Regions from separate parts of the Mus musculus genome. Here regions 1, 3 and 4 are each linked to region 2. A link is a loop called in an ENCODE intact Hi-C map of the cell type or tissue named here. Cell type or tissue: left cerebral cortex. All regions are shown on one strand.

The links. A loop is a pair of places that touch in the nucleus more often than their neighbours do. Peaks named below come from ENCODE experiments on the same cell type or tissue, not always from the same donor. Only the 100,000 strongest peaks of a DNase experiment are listed, where the experiment ranks them.
Region 1: a loop joins it to region 2, with 4 times the contacts of the local background. A loop is called at or near these places in 4 of 42 quality-filtered maps.
Region 3: it touches region 2 in a loop (4-fold over the local background); 2 of 42 quality-filtered maps call a loop at or near these places.
Region 4: a loop joins it to region 2, with 5 times the contacts of the local background. A loop is called at or near these places in 2 of 42 quality-filtered maps.

Annotation. Positions count from the first base shown.
Region 1 is chr5:9,568,508-9,572,507 of GRCm38, reverse strand. Grm3 (glutamate receptor, metabotropic 3) reads left to right here. Exons shown (of 6, transcript NM_181850.2): 3 at 1,734-2,589. Among named protein-coding and RNA genes, the nearest start is that of Grm3, 150 kb to the left of the region's middle. In left cerebral cortex, no CTCF peak of the experiment used is centred here; DNase peaks (open chromatin) are centred at 1,335 and 1,820; H3K27ac peaks cover 3,332 bases.
Region 2 is chr5:9,660,228-9,664,227 of GRCm38, reverse strand. The region is part of intron 1 of Grm3 (glutamate receptor, metabotropic 3); the gene reads left to right. Among named protein-coding and RNA genes, the nearest start is that of Grm3, 63 kb to the left of the region's middle. In left cerebral cortex, no CTCF peak of the experiment used is centred here; DNase peaks (open chromatin) are centred at 694, 1,810 and 2,145; H3K27ac peaks cover 2,453 bases.
Region 3 is chr5:9,724,563-9,728,562 of GRCm38, reverse strand. It overlaps Grm3 (glutamate receptor, metabotropic 3), which reads left to right and starts at 3,211. Exons shown (of 6, transcript NM_181850.2): 1 at 3,211-3,433. In left cerebral cortex, a CTCF peak has its summit at 2,373; DNase peaks (open chromatin) are centred at 2,405 and 3,662; H3K4me3 peaks cover 2,356 bases; H3K27ac peaks cover 2,335 bases.
Region 4 is chr5:9,492,804-9,496,803 of GRCm38, reverse strand. All of the region lies in intron 5 of Grm3 (glutamate receptor, metabotropic 3), which reads left to right. Among named protein-coding and RNA genes, the nearest start is that of Mir879, 120 kb to the right of the region's middle. In left cerebral cortex, no CTCF peak of the experiment used is centred here; DNase peaks (open chromatin) are centred at 1,119 and 2,286; H3K27ac peaks cover 1,581 bases.

The DNA.
Region 1 (4,000 bases), 92 kb after region 2:
CTTACCCTGAGTAAAGAAAAAGTATTTCCGTGCTCTGATCAGCCAGTGTGTGCAAGCCATTCTGCACGGAAGTTTCCAGTCCTTAGCAGAGAAGAACTGCGTTCTACCTATTCATCCAACCGTTTGCCTTCTCTCGAGGTTCTAATTTTTCACTATTTGGTGTGCCATGTGTCAGATTTTTCCAGCTGTCCTATAGAAGTTAAGTAAGAATTACTCGAAGTGGAAACTATGTTTGATAGCCCTGACTATATCAGGGTTGTTTTTTATACCAGGCCAGATCTCCAATACCATGCTGTGTAGATGTATATGAGCTAGGCTGTTGGTTTCCTTTGCTACGTGAAATGAGGATTAACCGGGAGTCAGCTATTCATTGCTTCATGTTGCTTGCATTGTGCTCAGAACAACCTGTTTCAAGCTGTTCTCTCTGTATGTTTTATGTAAACACAAAACTTCAATTGCCAAAAGAAAAAAATTTTCAAAGTACCTAAGCTTTCTCCAACATATAGTTTTCTGAAATAGTCAACTTGTTTTATTAAAGTTGACACAGGATTATGTAATTTAATGTCAGTAAAGGCAGAACTTTTCAAAGCAAGAAGAATAAAAACAAATTTTATTTGTGTTTATTTATTTATATTTATTTATTCTCAAGACAGGGTTTCTCTGTATGTGACCCTGGCTGTCCTGGAACTCATTCTGTAGACCAGGCTGGCCCCAAACTGAGACATATGCCTGCCTCTACCTCCCAAGTGCTGAGATTAAAGGCATCTTAGATCACCTGGCTAAAAGCGAATTTCTTACTAGATATGAATGTAATCTATCTTGATATGTGTAACAAAATATATTTTCAAAATATTTCATGCAATACTTCTTGATAAACTAGGACCACTTCCTCTTTTGTCCTATAATAAAAAATAGTGAAATGTTTGTAGTTAACTTATAAAAAAAATCAAAATTTTTTATTCAGCATAGGCTTGAAATACGTCAGAGTACTCAGTCATTCTTAACAATGTCATCAATACTTCTTTATTTGAATTTTAATCAAAAATACCATAAAAAGAGCATATCTGCATGCTCTCCTTTTACAAATTTTAAGAAAAAACAAAGCAAAGAAAAAGTTACTGTAATTTCAGAAGTTTATCAAATTATATACCTAAAAAATTGAATGATCTCAATAGAATTTAAGTAGATTTTTTTCTTTTGCTTAACCTAGATAATAAATGTCTAATTTGGATTGTCCATGTGGCACTCAGTTCCCAAATTAAACTCTTTCAGAGACTGCCATTTTTAGCGAAAGAGGGGGAAGTGAGAATTAAACACCCAGGCTCTTTCTATACAACCACAGCCAAGTTGTCTGAAAACCGAATTTGGCCGCTTCACTGTAGTTCATTGTCTACTGAGCTATAGCAGGACCCAGGGAACTTAAAACGACCACGTTCAGAGCCTCTGAGCAGATTTCATTAGTCTAGAGTCTAGCACAGAACTTAAGAAGGTCCAGCCGTGGTGGCCTCCCATTTTTCATCATGCTCTTCTCAAAAACAAACACTACCTGCTTTGGACCTGCTTGCTCCCTATATCTAAACATGGTACCCAGGAAATCATCTGGTAAAGGCTCAAAAGCCGACCTCTACACGAAAAAGAAGCTGGTAACAGATGTGAATGGTGTAACGATTTCTTGCACATAGTCATTTGCTTCTACGTTTTTAAAATGGTGACTCTCTTTTCTCCCCACTCAGGTGGCAAACCTGCTGAGGCTCTTCCAGATCCCTCAGATAAGCTACGCCTCCACCAGTGCCAAACTCAGCGACAAATCGCGCTATGATTATTTTGCCAGGACCGTGCCCCCTGACTTCTACCAGGCCAAAGCCATGGCCGAGATCTTGCGCTACTTTAACTGGACCTATGTGTCCACTGTTGCCTCTGAAGGTGACTATGGGGAGACAGGGATTGAGGCCTTCGAGCAGGAAGCAAGGCTACGCAACATCTGCATCGCCACTGCTGAAAAGGTGGGGCGCTCCAACATCCGCAAGTCCTACGACAGCGTGATCCGTGAGCTCCTGCAGAAACCTAACGCGCGAGTTGTGGTCCTGTTCATGCGCAGTGATGACTCACGAGAGTTGATCGCTGCAGCCAGCCGCGTGAATGCTTCCTTCACCTGGGTGGCCAGCGATGGCTGGGGTGCACAGGAGAGCATTGTCAAGGGCAGTGAGCACGTCGCCTATGGAGCCATCACCCTGGAGCTGGCGTCCCACCCTGTTCGTCAGTTTGATCGCTACTTCCAGAGCCTCAACCCCTACAACAATCATCGTAACCCCTGGTTCCGAGACTTCTGGGAGCAGAAGTTCCAGTGCAGCCTCCAGAACAAGAGAAACCACAGACAGATTTGTGACAAGCACCTGGCCATTGACAGCAGCAACTATGAACAAGAATCCAAGATCATGTTTGTGGTGAATGCAGTGTATGCCATGGCGCATGCGCTGCACAAAATGCAACGCACCCTCTGTCCCAACACCACCAAGCTCTGTGATGCAATGAAGATCCTGGATGGAAAGAAGTTGTACAAAGATTATTTGCTGAAAATCAACTTCACAGGTAAGCAGTGGGCCTTTGTCTTCTGTAATATGAACAAGTGGACTCAACCAGGAGCCAAAGGTTTCTGCTCCTAAAGAGACATCCTTGCTTTAGAAGTTTAGAGCCACACAAAAGGAGGGCTCATAATCTTAAATATCCCAAGACATAGTGCAATGATAGCTCTTTGATAGTCTTGTTCATTTTTGACGAATATGTTGGCTAGTACGCTACATGAAACTGAAAGGCCCCTAGGCTCGCTTGATGGGTCCCACTGCGGCAGCCGCCGGGAACGGGCCATGCTACACTGACTCTCTTTTTTGATAGCTGCGGGATATGACACATATGATAGGGGCATTTAATCTTCTGCTGCGGAATTGGCAACTGTGTAAGGGACATGAATTCTAAGCTCTCCTTGTGAGGGATCTGAGCAAAAGAATCTCATAACTGTCACAGTGGGTGAGAAAAAGTCACTTTTCCCAGAGCCTAATTAGGGACAGAATAGGAAAGGCAACCAGACCATGGTGACTCCCAAGCACTGTGGTTTATTTATTCTGTTTATACAGAAATATTCCCTTGGGGTTTTAGAAGTTGTGGGTTCTCTCAAATTATATTATAAAACACAACTTTCTCTGTGATCCTTAATAGAAGCAAATTGAAGACTGGAGTAATTCTGGTCAAAGGTAACTATGCAAGTGCCTGCAAAATGAATTCTGCTCTTCTTAACCTACTTCCAAATATGGCATAAATATTTCTAAATTCAATTTTGCATTATTAACATTAAAAACACAGACTTTAGGTTTGCATTCTCACATGTGGTATCAGCTCAGTGACAGTCTATGGCTCTCAGGACTTAAAGCCAAATCATAAGGTTGTAAGCATTTACTATAGTGATCCAAGGTACTTACATGCCTACACTGTTGAAAGTCCCCTATGTCATCGAGCAATGATTCTGATCTGCACAATCAATTTCAGTTCTTCACCCAAGAACTGGAAGTTTATATGCTTAAATCATATGATCTGGAGCAGCAGGAATTCTCCCACACCCTTTGTAGGTGGTCAACCAGAACTCAAACACTGCCACATTACTGAGTGTGGTGAGGGAGGACCCACAGTCAGAGGCTTCTATTCCAAAATTCCCATACATTTGATGGCAGCCTTGAAAATAGGCACGCATATTCCATTGGGAAGTTTTGTTTATTTCCTACCCTTTATTCTCCCTAAAGGGCAAAAGTAATGGAAGTGAGTCGGGTCAGCGTCCTTCTCATCCGTCTGATAGATGTGACCTCTTACCACTAGGATGATGACAGGAAGCACTGAAGATTCGACATTTCTTATCCTCTATGTATATCCATGCATATAGAAACAAGCAGACACAGTGGGGTATGGGAGGATTGGTTACTAGTAAATTATCATTCATATCAGAATCTCTTAA
Region 2 (4,000 bases):
AATTCTACTATCCAAATATTGTGTGATATTCTTTTATTATTGAAAGTGAAGGCACTCTTTGGGGTTTAATTCACAAGGAAGACTCAGGGAAAAGATGAGCACTATCTGGTATAGGCCAAAAAGGAAAGACTCTATATGCAGTATCAGTTTGCAGATGAGCAAAAAGAAAGGTCATGAATGAAGTAGAAGGGACACATAGGAAGATAGTGCTGAGGAAGTGCATGCCTCACCTGGCCATGTATGAACTACTGACAATGTACTCTATAGTTAAATGGCAGATTAATTAGAGGTCACACAAGTACACTAGACCCATGATCTTGATCATAAGCCAATTAACACATGGGTTGACTTTAATAATTATATTCTTTAACTTTCAGATATCAGTATTATTAAAAGGAAATAGTTTTATAATTCACAAGGTTGCTCTGCTAACAAAGCAAGTAGCTTCATGCTTTGTATTTCCTTCTAAAGACTTGTCCATATGGCTGAATATTTTTACTTAGAAGTTGTTATACAATTTTGCACTCAGAATTTTTTTCACTGATTCTAACTTCGAACATATCTCTGTTGCTTTTTTAAGTCTTCTTTGAGGAAATGTACTTCCCTAGAAGACAGAATTAGTGCTATAGCAAGACTAAAAACAGAATATTTCTTGATAAGGTTTTATAAACATACTTCTCTGGAAAATCCGCAAGCATCCCCACCTACTCTATATCTTGAGTATTCCATAATATCCCTCATAACAGATATGTTGTCTCTCTCCCTGCCCACTTCCACCTTCGCTATATTCACATATCAGATTGCCCCAATTTATCTTCATTTTATTTCACATTTTTAGAAGATTGGTTTAAATGAAACTATCTACTGCTTCTTTTGCAGTGATGCCACAGGCAATGTGTGTAACTTCTCTAAAAGTTTAGTTCAATCATCTATATAATAAGCATAACAATAATTATCTTCTCATAATATCACAGTGATGAATTAAGGAGAGTATCATGAGAGGCAATGTTTATTATAAATGAGAGCACAAACATTGAAACCGTTCTCTGATTTCAAACTCTGGTCCTGCTCTTGGCTATGGAACCTTGATCAAATTATATAGCATCATCTTGCTTCATAAGATATGTGGATGATGGTTTTCATGGCACATATGTACTCAATCATCAATCAAGGGTGCTATGGAAAGCAAAGGAGCAAAGTAAACCAGTTTGGAGCTATGTCTACAATGGAAAAATTACATATTTGTTTACTGTGATTAGTATAGTATTTGGATCATGGTAAGCTGCTAGTAAGTGGTTGAAAATTCAAACAGGACTCTTAAGTACCTCTAATAATAAGTGTTTTCATTTTACTGAGCCTAGATTATATGCAACTAGTTTACTTATTAATGAATTATATAGAGGTGGTGATAAAGCTTAGCAGTAGAAGACTAGAATAAAAAGACTTGGGTTACAGAAGAAGGAAGAAAGATAAAGGGTGGGAGGCTAGGGAAGAAAAGAAGAGAAGAAGGAAATTGTATGTTTAGCAAGTGCCAAACATTGTTTTGAGCATTGTTAATTTGCACAAGAACCCTGTGAAAAAGTTGCTGTCATTATCCTTACATTAAAAGCAAGGAATACAAAATGCATAGAGAAGGTGTAATTAGCCTACTGCATCCAGGAGGCTCTATCCCTTACCCTAACCAATGTGGTGGCTGAGATTACAATTCACTCAGGCTGTCTGGCTCAGGAGCTCACACTTCCTAGCACGGCACTGTGTGCTTTTCCAGGAGGGAAAACACTCATCCCATGGGCCATTTTCTAATTCAATCTTCTGGGCCACATGCCAAGCACTGTAAGCCCCTTCTTGACACTTGAACAATCTATGGGAACAAGGTCTATAAGCGTTCAGGATCTATGCTCAGCGGTCTCTCTGATTTGTGTCAGCAATCCCACCCTCACCCTACAGTGACCACACACAAAACCCTAACAGTTCAGGATATGTCTGGGAAATTCCAAAAACAGAAGGCAGATGAAGAGCAGTGGGGAGTTTCACCCATGAATATCTTCACACAAGAATCTAAATGCTGATTGAGGGCATGCTGCCCTCATTGCTGAAGGAACCAGCTCCTGCTGGCAGGAAGTTCTGCATTAGCAGCAAGCACTGAAAAGAAGGCGGGCATCTTCGCCAGCTGGGAATAGACATCTGGCAGGGGATCAGAGGGATCCCACATCAACTAATCCGACCCGAGCGGGACTTAAACACATTTCCCCTTAGTGATATGCAAGAGCCTACCGAGTCCACTAATAGAACAGAACTGAAGAATTACTCAGAAGCAGTTTGTTTCAAAATAATAAGGACTCAGCTCCTCAATATGCATCGTTAGGGAGGTCTCTTGAGCAGAACTTAACGGAGGCTGGACACGGTGGAGCCGGAGAATACCTTTAGAGTAGAAAGACATAGATTAACGTATCTCCATGGATGCAAAAAGGCAATGGAATACCTTGACAAATAGCTAAGTGGTACATACACACACACACACACACACACACACACACACACACACACACAAGAAAACCATTCCTTCATTTTTTTTAATCTTAAAAAATGTATGGCAGTAACTTGAGTTTGACATCTCAGTCATAACCTCTATCAAACAAATTCTCACCTTTCATTTACAGTCAGAGTAGCCCCAATCTCAGATTTCCCAGTACTGTAGTTCAAGTCCAGTTGAGCTAGGTGCTACATTCACAATTCATAAGTTTGTATCCCATCTATACTGTATGTCCTACAGTTTTCCAGTTACTCTAACCTCTGCCTTGTTACAGTCCAGTGACTTCCTAGCTCTACCCTGATGCAATTCAGTAGCCAGCTTCCCCAGTCAAATGTATCCCATCTTCGTTTTTAAAGCATATTGTTATTGTTTTTGTTTGCTTTTGTGATTTATTTATTTAGGAACAAAAATCTCATTATATCATCCTGCTTGCTGTGAGCTTGCTGCATAGCCCAAGGTAGATTCAACTCCATAATCCTCCTGTCTCAGCCCTCTGAAAGCCATCCTTCTAACTCATTAGATCTTGGATGATCACAAAAGCTGCTTCTGAGCCTCAGCCTGATGAATTTTATTCTCTGACCTACCTGCCCAGTCTTCCTATTACCAGCTTTGTATGCCCCATTAATTTCAACATGCCCTCAGCCTCAGATAAAAACAAGACAATAACAAACAAACAAATAATCTATCCTATCACCATCCAAAAGGGATGCCCCACTGGTGAACCAAACAGAACCAGCTCCCCTGTCTGTCTCCAACAGACACCTCAGATTCTCTCAAAGCAAGTCACAGCCGACAGCCTAATTCCCAATTTTTCTCAAAGGTTCAAGTGGGATCTTAAAATGATGTCTTATTAGTACATGAAAGGGTCAATATTTCTGAAGATGCAGGGATGCACATACAAAAGTGATGGCACATCTGAGTTTTGCCACAAATGTCTGTAACTGAAAGGAATAGATATCCTAAAACAAGGTGGAGATATGGAGAGCACATGAAAGCTAAAATCTCTGTAGCTCACTTTGAGAACACAACCTTTTCCCTTGTTGGCTTTAATGGCAAAGACAAAAAATAAAGATAATTTTTCTGAAGAACCAACATTATAGCGTAACTTGCTTTTAAGAAATGGAATCAGTATTTCACAGTATCCTAAAATTTTAAAAATTTAAGTTTAAATGATTATTTTCTTTCTTGCTCAGCCTGCTCTCTTATAGAACCAAGACTACCAGCCCAGAGATGGTCCCACCCACAAGGGGCCTTTCCTCCTTGATCACTAATTGAGAAAATGTCTTACAGTTGGAGGCATTTCCTCAACTGAAGCTCCTTTCTCTGTGATAACTCCAGCTGTGTCAAGTTGACACAAAACTAGCCAGTACAGCACCTGTTATTGGCTTTTCCTGCCTTAGCATGTTGTATCTTCTCTACAAAGGTGTAAGGCTGCTCTAACCACATCCTGGTAACAGATGATGAAAG
Region 3 (4,000 bases), 64 kb before region 2:
AGACCAGATGAAACAAATGAATGAATGCTGAGGCAAGTGGTCAGGAGGATCAGACAGCCATTTGACAAACCAAACCTGATCATTTTGAGAACCAATATGACAATGAGAAATACAACTGACTGACAGACACAAACTAGAATTGTGCAGTATGAACTGGATACCTTATCACCACACATGATCAAAACTATACATCCCTGACTGGCCAGAGAAATCACAATAAAATTGTTGAGTTCGTTGGGATTTGGCATGGAGAAATGCTAGTAACAGAAAAGGACAAGAGGAAAGTCTGTAATTAAAAATCATAGGTCACCCACTTTCGGTATTGCTGGTAAAGATGGCATACTTAATGTACCATGTTTAAATAAAAAATATACAAGAAGGCAGCTCATTAACTGTCAAGAGTCATAGGAATAAATTCTTAAACATAACTAATCACCCAAAGAAATGCTCATAAATTAGTAAAGTTTAAACAACTTAGTAAAGAATATAACCTAGAGAGAATAGCTTACATGCTAAATATGAAAATGCTTCAGCAGAAGTACTTAAGGGTGGATAATAATTGATTTAAAATGAAGCCCAGTAGAATACTTGAGGAGAATGGGGGAAAATAAAAATGTACTTCTTAATCGCCATGTCTTCTAGTCAGGAGTTATTGTTCAGCTTTATCCCTGGGGGGTTTTAACTCTCAAAATGCACACACTCACTTATAAACAGAAAGGCAGAGCTATATTGTAGCCAGCCATCTTTTTAAATTGTTAAGCATTAAATTTCAAGACTATTTCGTTTTCAATCAAGTGTTCTATATGCTAACCAATCCTAATGTCATTGGTTAACTGCAAACCAGAGACTAATAGTAATAATTAGTATTTATAGACTATTAGAAAGAGCAAATTTTGACATAATTCTGAGAAAGGAGACATTTCTCCTGATTTATAGATTGTAGAACCCAGATGAAGTATTTTTTAAGTACAGTGTTAGAAGCAAATCAGTTAAGAAAGATGAAAAACTAAGAATTGAAATTCAAATAATGTGATCAACAAATGTCAGTCTCATCTTCACTTCTCTTTTCCTTTTTTCCCCTGGGTTTAGAATGATGGGGACCTGTCCCATAGAACCAAAATTGATACCAGATTGCTAGTTTGCCTCACTATGTCAACCTCTGTTCATTGTAAGCCCCAGTGTGATATGCAGCCTACAAAGAGGCTGCAGAGATGCAAGTCAGCCCAGACATCAGCACTTCCTTTTTGCAAGCACAACAGACTTTTCTTTTTTTAATGAGATGAAAGCATGGGATCTCTTCTACTCTTAATTTCAACTGATTATGATAATGTCTTACAAATGCATGGTGATAACTTCTGGAACATTCCTAAAGGGCCAGTATGGTTTCCTAACAATATGCACATATTTATCGTCTCCATTGTTCATGTCCTATATCCTTGATGGTCATGAGTCTATTGAGCAGAAATGGTTAAAAGTTGTCTCAGGAGTTTCTAGTAGGTTTGTGGGTGAATAGCGCATGTTAACTAATTATAATGAAACAAAAAGGGGAAATTACTTTTCCTTTCTTTCTGGCAATTCTATTAAAATGTTAAAATATGGGCATTGCAAACATTTCACTGTACACCAGCATTTTGTTTTTTAATATATCCCAAATTTTAGTGGCATGCACAATGAGCTATCTAAGCACGTGTGTCCTTTAAATATCAACATTCTTCTAAAAGCACCAGCGGTAAAGCATTTCTGTAGTTTACGTGTTCTGGCTGAGCTATGAGAGAAAATAGTTGCTAAACAACTTAGCATGAAATATTAAAGGATTTAGCATTTAAAGCCTTCTGTTTCATTGAGTCTAGCTTCGTATAACTCAGTCCTGGGTTAATATAAAGTTACTACACCAGGATGGAAAAATTAATGAAATTTCAGTTTTGAAACTGAGCACAACGCATTTCTAGTCACAGAATGATAAGCTGGGGTTTTTCCTTTAGGAAGCTATCTCTAGCTCCCGGTCTATTGAAGCTATTTCCGTGTGCTGTTTTTCTTTTTTTTTCTTTTTTTTTTTTCTTTGTGCCTACGTCACCGATTTGAGGCATTTATTTATTTAATTTTAAAAAGAAAGAAAAGGTTCTGTGAAGACCCTCTTAACAAAAAAGTAGGACTAGAGAAAGATTAATGTGAAACTGGAAAAGGTTAGCTCCAAGGGGTCAGTGTGGTTGCACCGGAGGATAAGAAAGAAGAGACTATCTAAGCACTTCCCTAGAATCTTTTTCCACCTAAGAAATTTGGGAGAATGCGAAAAAGCAGCAGCCCAGCATTCTTGAAGGGGCGTGGCTTCTCTCAAGGGGCTATCCAATCGAATTCCTTCAGAGGGAGCTATCCCGAGAAGATTGATGAGCGTTGCTAGGAAACAGGAGCGTCTCCCTCCCTGCTGACCCAGAGATTGTGCTGCACAAGCCTCCCCAGGGGTTCGCAATGTGCAGTTGAACCGCGTGTGGGGCAAAGCTGCGTATCGGCCTCCTGGGTTCACTCGCTCACACTGCTCCCTCTTTCGCCGTCTCCTCCAAGAGTAGTCAGCCTTTTACATAGGGACCACAGGAGAGTTCTTACTAGGAATGACTGTAGGTCCCTGCCCACCCGCGTGCCGTGAGCCTTAGCAGAGCTTCAAAGTTGGAGCCACCTCCCACTCTACCTCCCCACGCCCCTTCACGCCACTGCTCCGAAATTCACCAACCTTTGTATGCATTGCCTAAGGACTGCAAACCTTGGGGCAGAGAAGCTCTCAACCCCGCCAGGCTTTCTGTATTGTAACCTTTGGGTCTAGGTACAGTAGCTCACTGAAGACTCTGCAGCTACACCCCTATAAACGGAGGGAAGAAGGGGGAAGGGAAAGGAGGAGAAAGGAAAGGAGAAGAATGAGGAGGAGAGGATGTCAGAAGGTCCGTGCCTCTCTGCCTGAGTCCCAGTTAGATGCGACTGTTTCTGCCTGGCCAAGGTGAAGGAAAGTTGCTTGTGAGCCCAGGAAGTGGGTTTGGCTGCAAAGAGGAGGAGGGCGCCTGGGCTCTAAAGCTCCCCTCCCTTCTGCTGAAGACCACTGGGTCCCCTTCTTCCCAACCTCCTCCTGCTCTTCTCCTCTAGCCCTCCCTTTTCCCACTCCTCCTTGACTCGGAGGCCTGGATGCTGGGCCACCGGGCAGTGGTCCAGCGCGCAGCCGGGCGGGGGCGGGGGCAGGGGGCACTGTGACAGGAAGCTTCGCGCACAAGTTGGCCATTTCAGGGGCAAAATAAGTTCTCCCTTGGATTTAGAAAGGACAAAGGCAGCAAGCTCCCTCTTTTGTGTCGGATGAAGAGGACCAACCATGAGCCAGAGCTTGGGTGCAGGCTCACCGCTGCCGCTACCACCGCGGTCAGCTTCAGTTCCTGCCAGGAGTTGACCGTGCGAGGTAAGCAGCCCAGAAGGGGACCTGCCCCTCTGGAGGGTGCCCAGCCAGGGCGCAGGAGCTCGGGTGCCGCGTGGGGCAGGCAAAGCGAGGAAAGTTGAGGCAGAGCACGGACCAGTCCCTACATATCTATCTGCCAGGGGGTGGAAAACGTGGGTCATAGGAGCAATGTGGGTGTGAGTGAGAGAGTGAGTTTGTGTGTGCGCGCGCTACTGTCCCTTCAAGAAGGGGCCAATTTCAGAGCATAGATCTGCAGCCAGAGAAGGAGAGGTAGAGGGACTAATTAGAGAGACAGGTCTCATTCTCCAACCGCCTCCATCCAGCTTTGCGCTTGGGGGTTTTATAAGGCTTTGTGCACAGGAACCCTGTGATGTGTGGCTCACACACTGGTAGCTGCATGTGGGTGTGGAGGTTGTCAGGCAGGAGGATAGCGGTCAGCAGGACCCCCTGGTGCTGCCAGGATAAGCTCCGCAGCCAGGGGCAGACAGAGGTTCACCCACCAGCAAACGTGCTTGGAAATTAGCCCTAACTCGCTGCCCTTTGCTCTTTTTGACTTGAGCCAAAAAAGAA
Region 4 (4,000 bases), 170 kb after region 2:
ATCCTGTAACCAATATTTTACAGACATCCAAAGACAAATGTAACACTTGTTTTCCAATAAGTGCTATACTGATAATTTATTCCATTGGATGATTGTTAGTGATGCTATTGCTGATTTTGGATTTTCTCCATCAGTAAAAGAAATACACCTCATTAACCCAGTCACAAAAGAAGTCACTTGATATGCACTCACTGATAAGTGGATATTAGCCCAGAAACCTAGACTACCCAAGATACAACTTGCAAAACACAACAAAATCAAGAAGGAAGACCAACTTGTAGATACTTCATTCCTCCCTAGAATAGGGAATAAAATATCCATGGAAGGAGTTGCAGAGACAAAATTTAGAGCTAAGACGAAAGGATGGACTATCCAGAGACTGCCCCACCTGGGGATCCATCCCATAATCAGCCACCAAATGCAGACACTATTGCATATGCCAGAAAGATTTTGCTGAAGGGACCCTGGTATAGATGTCTCATATGAGACTATGCCAGTGCCTAGCAAATACAGAAGTGGATGCTCACAGTCATCTATAAGATGGAACACAGGGCCTCCAATGGAGAAGCTAGAGAAAGGACTCAAGGAGCTGAAGGGGTCTGCAACCCTATAGGAGGAACAACAATATGAACTAATCAATACCTCCTGGAGCTTGTGTCTCTAGCTGCATATGTAGCAGAAGATGTCCTAGTCGGCCATCATTGGGAAGAGAGGCCCCTTGGTCTTGCAAACTTTATATGCCCCAGTACAGGGGAAAGCCAGGGCCAAGAAGTGGTAGTGAGTGGGTAAGGGAGTTGGGGGGGGGGGAGAATAGGGGACTTTTGGGATAGCATTTGAAATGTAAATGAAGAAAATATCTAATAAAAAATACACCTCACATAGCTGAGAGCAAATAGAGAAGAAGCAGAGCTGTCTACTTCTGTCTTTAATGTTTAGTTATTTCTACACAAGTTTCATAGCCCAAAGGGTTTTAAACAACAATTTGTCACCTCCTTTGGCTTTGTGATTCGGGAATTCAGCCAGGCCTTGGGTGGGCAGCTCATCTGCTTCATAATGCCTTTCTTGGCATCCTCCTGCGGTGCTCCTGCGGAGACTGAGTTGATCTGGAGGCAGCATCTTAGTCTCACACCTATGCTTAGCACCCTGGTGGGAAGACTCCCCACATGAGCTTTCAGAGAGTATGCTCTGGGAAAGCACCAGCCAAAACCTGCCAGCTGGGGAACCCACACATGATGGCCTGTGCGGTATCTATTCAAGGATAGGACACGACCTGCCCAGATTTTAAAAAGCAACTAAAAGGGACTAAACCAACTCCCAAGAAATCTGTGGATGCTTTTTATTATGCTACACTCTCCAAATCCTAAGTGACCCCAGTGCTGAACTCTTTCAGGGATTGGAGTGGCTTCAAGGAACAGCCAAATTAATTCCTCCTTTGTTCTTTGTTGAGACAGTGGAAGGCAGATACAGCACATCACTTTGGAGCTTTGGTCAGACTCTTCTCAGAAGCTAAGGTCATTATCAACAAGAAAGTATCTGTTTATATAAAGTTGCTATAAACACAGAAAAGTATGGCCAAACTCAGATGTCAGCATGGAGGTAGGGTTATGAATAAAGGCATTTGAAGGAACTCACCCCCAAGAAATATTCTGTATATTGTTATGGCTAAAAATCCTTCTTTTTTGTATCTATTTTATTATATACAGTGGAAGTCAGAATAAAAATAGAACTTAACTCTTCTTTAATTAGACCCACGGGTTAATGACTCCCAATTGATTGTATATAAATAACCTATTTGAAGTAGAGATTTCTTGACTCCACTCAGATATGCTGATTCCTATAATCTGGGACAAAGACAAAATCTGGCTTATAACAGAAAACATAAGCTTTTCAACAGAGGTAATCCAGGAGGCAGTTTCTGAGAAAGTAACAGCAAGCATGCTTGTTGGCTTCATCTCATATTAGGCAGCTCAGAGAGAGCTTAATTCATGACCTTCAGAGTGGCGCTGACCCTGGATTCAGACAGCAGCAATCCCCATGCTTTGCTCCATGATACCACTGGCCACATACCTGTGCAGGTATTACCTGGGATACCAGTGGCCACATGCTTATACAGCTGTTTCCTAGGCTCCCACTAGAACTCTCCATGGAAATCATTTTGAGAACAGAGTCACCTGGCCACGCAAGGACTGCTCCTTCCAAGGGAAGTATAACTTAGAGCTCTTGACATCTTAAACTCATTTTTTCAACGCTGCTCCTACACCCACCCACTTCAGCAAACACCTTATATAATGAAATTCCAAAGAAAAGAGGCCACTCTTTACTCTGTTCTGCTTGGGAGTAAAGGAGATTCTTAGAGCTGGTTCCCAAAGATAAAAAACCAAGACAACATACTGGGGGTGTAAGTGGAAGGACATAATGTTGAAGGAGACACAGTAGACATATTTGAGTTTATACAGTGCAAAACCCTTTGGGAGCTATACAGGTCAGACAGACAGCACTCAAATGGTTTAGAATCAGCATACATCAGCATTGAGGTGAGAAATGAAGTGTGCCCTATGGTTTTACAGAGCTATTAAGTATGCAAACTTGGTCCTATGGGGGTGTATAGTTCTCTTTCCCAGAGTGATCATGTACATGTAGAAACGTCACTATCATTACAATTAGCCAAGAGGCTTCGAGTAAATAATGATGCCCAGATCTGGGTCTTAGAGGAACTCTAGCCAGGTGCAGACTGACTTTCTGTCCAAATTTTACTCCGAAAGTCAGCTGTCTTTGTGGTAATGTGTGGGTTGCTCCATTAATAGACACTCGTCTTTATCACAAAGCATTTCTACTTTGCAAAGTGAGGTAAATAGTATAAAGAGATTAACTAAACAGTTTCCTAGACACATTGCCTAAATTTCTAGAGTGGCAGCAAGAGAAAGTCAGCAGAAGAGAACAAAAATTTGTGTTTACTAATGATTGTGTCTTTGACAGTATTCTAATGGGCAGAGCACACAGCACTGTTGAGATCTGAATGCAACTATAAGCTTAAATATACCATGTAATGCACAAATTCCTTCTCTACAATGAAACTCCAGAAAAATAATGGTATCATATGCCTTACACTGTAGATTCAAAAAGTCTCATGATGACACTGTGTAACAGCCTGGCCAGACAAGTCAACAAGTTATTGGTAACACACAGTGAGTTGACGGTCATCCCCACCGCAGGCAGAATTATATTATAAACATGGATCATTGGAGAATGCATGAGGAGCCTAGAGCTCTCAGAAAGTTAAGCCATCTCCTTGCAGGCAAAATAAACAAAGTGCATCCAATTCAAATAGATGTCAATCTATGCTTCCCTTTGAAAAGTCCACAGCAGCTGAGAATTTCAGTGCAACTCTTCCACATCTTCCTTCAGAGAGGATGAGAACTGTCTGCAGTGATCATAAGTAAGCCTACAAGGACTAGAGGCTTCTGCCTCTTCTTCCTCCTGCTTAATATTGCCATTGTATTCAACTCATAACTACTCTTTTCCAGCGCTTAGTCTCTTTACAATGTTCTATAAGAGAAATGATCACAGAGACTTGAGCTGCAAAAGCTACTAATGATCATTTAGCCAATAACTGCAATTCAAATGAGTATGCCAAAGCCTTCCCCATCTCATAGATGCTTTGAGAAATTTGGTAAATCAAGTCATACATAAAACTCTCAAAAGGCCGGACAGTGGTGGCACATGCCTTTAATCTCAGCACTTGGGAGGCAGAGGCAGGCAGATTTCTGAGTTCGAGGCCAGCTTGGTCTACAGAGTGAGTTCCAGGACAGCCAGGGCTACACAGAGAAACCCTGTCTCAGAAAACAAAAACAAAAACACAAAAAAACACAAAAAACAAACAAAAACTCTCAAAAGATGTTTGATGACTCTCCTGGCTGCTCTGGATTTTCTACCTTGGCTCAGTTGGGGAAAAAAAAAAAAAAAAAAAAGGAAAGCTAGTCTGATCATGTAAATCTTAGCA